2 separate regions of the Homo sapiens genome follow, and region 2 is linked to region 1. Evidence: chromatin loops called from intact Hi-C (ENCODE). Cell type or tissue: PC-3. All regions are shown on one strand.

What was found. Peaks named below come from ENCODE experiments on the same cell type or tissue, not always from the same donor. Only the 100,000 strongest peaks of a DNase experiment are listed, where the experiment ranks them.
Region 2: a loop joins it to region 1, with 2.9 times the contacts of the local background. A loop is called at or near these places in 19 of 110 quality-filtered maps.

The regions. Positions count from the first base shown.
Region 1 is chr20:53,577,384-53,579,883 of GRCh38, forward strand. ZNF217 (zinc finger protein 217) reads right to left here. Exons shown (of 6, transcript NM_006526.3): 3 at 951-1,067. Among named protein-coding and RNA genes, the nearest start is that of ZNF217, 15 kb to the right of the region's middle. In PC-3, a CTCF peak has its summit at 1,559 (motif pointing right); DNase peaks (open chromatin) are centred at 1,578 and 2,218; H3K4me3 peaks cover 1,897 bases; H3K27ac peaks cover 1,695 bases.
Region 2 is chr20:53,737,543-53,740,042 of GRCh38, forward strand. LOC124904933 (a long non-coding RNA gene) reads left to right here. Exons shown (of 2, transcript XR_007067660.1): 1 at 1-1,316. Among named protein-coding and RNA genes, the nearest start is that of ZNF217, 140 kb to the left of the region's middle. RefSeq lists an enhancer at 1-753. In PC-3, no CTCF peak of the experiment used is centred here; DNase peaks (open chromatin) are centred at 1,099, 1,589, 2,059 and 2,199; H3K4me3 peaks cover 2,500 bases; H3K27ac peaks cover 2,500 bases.

The DNA of each region.
Region 1 (2,500 bases):
TCTCGATCTACTATCACATAGGATTTCTCATCAGTTCTTTATCATCCTTACTGTAATGAATATTTGAAATTATGAATGCCTATCTTCAATAGAAAAATTAACAGCAACACTTCTAACTTATTTAATCTTCCTAACAGCCCTAGGGAAATATGTATTATTCTACTTTTACAGCAAAGAAAACTAAAAGCACAAAAAGGTTAAATAACTTGCCCAAGGGTGCACAGATAGTAAGTGGAAGAGATGAAATTTCAAATCTACGCAGCCTCCTACATCATGATGTCATAGCTCCTTTCACAATCTCAAGACTACTAAATAGATTCTCATTTCATTCTCAATCATAAAGACATAAGATGCAGCATTTTAAAATACTGTAGCTTTTAATAAGATAAGAGTCAGGACATAGCAGTCATAAACTAAACAAATGAACTTTGTCCGGGCGCGGTGGCTCACGCCTGTAATCCCAGCACTATGGGAGGCCAACACTATGGGAGGCCAAGGTGAGCGGATCACTTGAGGTCAGGAGTTCGAAACCAGCCTGGCCAGCATGGTGAAACCCCATCTCTACTAAAAATACAGAAATTAGCCGGGTGTGGTGGCAGGTACCTGTAATCCCAACTACTGGGGAGGCTGAGGCAGGAGTATTGCTTGAACCAGGGAGGTGGAGGCTGCAGTGAGCCGAAATTGCACCACTGCACTCCAGCCGAGGTGACAGAGCAAGACTCCGTCTCAAAAAACAAAAAAGAAAGAAAAGAAATGAACTGCAAATAAGAACAATGGCTCAAGTTACAATGGCACTAAAAGAATAAAAATAACCACTGCAATCAACATGCTACATATTTATCCTTAAGCTAGTCCAAGGATCTGGCAGAGTATCTGAACAACAACAACAAAAAAATTAGATAACTACATAATTTAACTAATGCATGGTTAAAAAAATAAAAGTTCTTTACCTGTATGCGTTCTGAGATGAATATTGAGGTAATAATTTGAACGGAAAAACTTTCCACAATAACTACACTCTCTTGAAGATGTAAGATGTTTTATTTTTCCTCCATCATCATTTTTATCTTAAAGGAAAAACAAAAATATTTATATAAGAAGGTAGCTGAAGTACCTGAATAAGGCATGCTGACTTAAATATTCTTGACATAAACATTTTTGGAAAGCATGAAAAAATTCTTTTATATAACATCGGGTTAGAACAAAACGGCTAGACACACACCAAATGCTGTTGGAGGTTGTTTGAAGTTTTAGAGTGTTATAACATGATTTTGTTTTGTTTTTTTCTGGGTACAGCAGAGTACACTATTAAACATTCAGTTCTTCGTTTGCCTTAATCACAAGAAAGATCATTTCATAGACTGAATTGCCCGGGCAGCTTCCGGTTCTCAGTGTCTCTGAGCAGGCAGGATCTGGCAAACTGAAGGTGGACATACATACTGGCGGGAAAAATTATCTTCTTCAGAATAATTTAGAAAAATGAGCCAATTACAAACCGTCAACTTCCCAACCACCAGGGGAAAAATAAGCCGTTTAAGGTTAGGATTAAACAACTGACCACTAGAGGGCAGCAAGCACAACTTAATCTTCAACAGAAAAGAAAGTCTGGCATTGGGCAAGCACCTAGGAAAGTCTGTCAAAATTTAGCAAAGTTTTGGAAAGCAGGCTGTATTGTCCACAAACACTCATGTGGGCGAAAGAGATCTGACAAATGAAAACCTGTCCCCAAATGACAGTGTTTGGCTTTAGTTTCTGCAGGACAATAGGACAATGTGTCTCACGTGCATCAGGAGAAGTTAGAGTCCACTGGAAGGAGGACAGAACTTCAAACACACACCAGCCCTCCAAAAGACAATCAGAGGTGCTGCCGTTAAAATACCACCCCCAAAACACATGAATGTTTAAGTTTTAAATAAATGTCCCCTCACTGTAGATCATATCACTATCCACCTGTAAGACAGACACCCTTGATGATCTATATAGTGTCTAAAGAAAGAAAAAAAAATTTACTTGATCTTCTTAAGTCTTAAAAAAGCCAGGATGATAGTACAATATGATAAATCTAGACTACTAAGATAATATAAGTTTAGGAAAATCAATTCCCCAAATACAGAATGGCCAGCTTTTTTTTCTTACAATCATACCCAAACTAGCTGGGTTTATAACTGGGCGTTGTTGCAATTTCCGACTCCCAACTATGTGTCAGGATTTATGGTATGTTGCGTCATATCCAAAAAGCTATGAAATGCCTTTTCTTTAGAACAAAGGACATGACATTTCCACATCTACCTGGTTCCTGCTCTTTCAAGCATCACCTCTGACTTTACAGTTATATTTTTTAAAGGACTGTGATCTTTTTACAAATAGGCTGTTGAAATTGTCCTTGGGAGGTGGAAGACAGGGGTCAATGAACCATTTTGCAAACAGGGAAATAGTAGCAAAGAAAGGTTAAGCAACTCATAATTGGTCACAAAACAACGCAGTGGTAGAACCAGAACTC
Region 2 (2,500 bases), 160 kb after region 1:
ACATGAAAAGGGAGAGGCTGCTTACAGCCGCCCAGATAAAGTGCTAGGTTGGTGAGGCTTTGCGGGCTAAGTTGGTTATTTCACGCCATGAAAAGCAGACATTTATCTGTTCCCATGGAGATGTGATTTCTACTAGTCAATCAGGCACTGGGGAGGTCAGACAATAGCCAGTGGTTCCCTTTTTCATCTCAAGAGACAGTCCATTCCTGTTCTATTGTAACATTTCACCTACATTTAAAGGAATCTAAATGATCTCTCCGAAATACCTGCAGACGCAGCCATTATATTTTCAAGTGATCAAAATTAGCAGACATTCCAGCTGCCTCAGAGGTAGACGGGGCGTGCCCCCCACCCCCCAGTTTCAGATCATAGGTTGTTCCAGCACCATCCTTATTTGGATAATTTTGGCTTCCACACTTGATCCTTCCCTCCTGAATAAAATAATAAGGTCATAAATTACATGTTAAAATTTGGGGAGTGGGCAGAGGACTTCAAACAGAACATCGCGGGAGCAAGAGAACGCTGCCCAGAAGAGAGCAAAGCCCAGAACTACTGCAAGTTTGATAAACTGTAAACTTTGTTCCCGGTCACAGGACTGGGAACCGCCTGAAAACTGCACATGCAGAAATGATTAGGGCTGTTATTTGATCTTCAGTGTTTGCTATCAATCCCAGAAAGCAGATCATGTCTATTTGCCAAATATGTTTATTTCAGTAGGTGAATTGCAGTGTAAGCACCTAGAAACTAGGATTCACATAAGGACTTTGAAAATGATCTCCGAAGTGTCTCTTTTTCCCGCATCATTTTCACACATGCCTAAGGCAGAAGAAAACGTAACGGGGGTGGGGGGCCTTCTTCGAGCTAATTGAGAAGCAAGAGGCTATTTCCATGGGATCCCATTTGAAAACGCTGTCTGAGAGGCTTTTCCAACTCTCAGAGCATATTTGAGACGCAGACTGTCAAATGTGACTTACACAGAAGGCCGTTCACAGGATGGCAGCGTAACAGAAAACAGCAGACAGGCAAGGCCATTAAGTAACTTCATGCTTGTTAATGGGAGTCACTCAAGTGCAGCTCAACTGCGCAAGGCAGGAAAGTAAACACAAATACGACTCCTGGTTTGCCACAAGCCCGGCCTCTGTAGTGAGAGAGCTGTGACTGCGTTTCCAGCTCCTTGAAGGCAGAGAGACTCCTGCCTTTCGGGGCGGGCGGGCTGGAACAAAGACACCAACGGGGCCACCTCGGAAAGTCTTTTTGAGCAGTTTCAGCAAATAGCATTTAAGGGAAGGGAAAAAAACTCCAATGTACTCAATAAGGTACAGTATAATATCCCATTATTGAGGAGCCAAAAAGCAGGGATTTACCGCAAACGTTTTTGGGAGCTCGATTTCTCTGGAAAGACAGGGCACGCATTTCTCATGTATCGTGGGCCAGTATTTGACCATTTCCTGTGACCATTTCTTTACATAATTTTCTCAGTTTAGTTTTTAAAAATTAAAATAGAAGTCATACCTAATCTCTTTAAAACGTTCAAACAGTATAAAATTAAGGTAAAGGAGTTGAAGTTCCTCATTCCTTTTGCTCACTCCCACGCAGCTCATGATCTCACCAGAGATAGCTAATAACTACTTTTTAACAGTGTGAAACATATTTTCCAGACGTTTTCCATAAAATGCACATATACAAATACACATGCTTTGTTTTAAATACACCACTGGTATCATATTTATAGACACTGTTATACAACTTGCTTTTTTCACTTTGAGTATCGATCATGGACAATTTCCAATGTAGGTATTTTTCTAGTGAGCTATAAATTTTGGGGAACCATGTCATACATGCTCCTGGGGAAAATTCAAATTATAGGGCTTGTGGGGAAGGGTGGGTCTCCCTCCTCCCCCGCAGACAATGACTATTAGCAGTTTGTAGTGTCTCATGCCAGAAATAGTCCACGCATAGATCAGCATATATGCATATCGAACGCTCACACCTTTCTTTGTCTTTACACAAGTATCTTTCAGCTTGCATTTTCCACTTAAATCTCTTGGACAGCACTCTGTGTTAGAAAAACTTGATGTTTTAAGTGGTGGCATAGTATTTCTTTAAATGGTATTCCTTAATGTATTTCACTTGCCCTTTTTCACAGACTTTTTGGTGGCTTTCAGTGTTTGCTTCTACAAACAGTGCTACAATAAGTAGTCTGGTGTGTACCCAGTGATTCTCTGCTCAAACACACTCACTCCTTTCTGAAAGCGACTCCTATTACACCACACCTGTCCTAAAGTTGCTGTAATCCAAAGAAAAATGGATCGAATTAACTTTTTTTTTAAAACGAGGGTTTTAAGCAGAACATTATTAACCCATTAAAAATCTGTGATAATAAACTCGTGCCCTTTCCTGTGGTTTTTAGTCTCTCCTTCAGCTTGAGAGTAAGAGATTCATGAAAATGAAAAGAAAAAGTCTATCCCATCCTCACCTCCTCATCCCCTATCAGCCATGT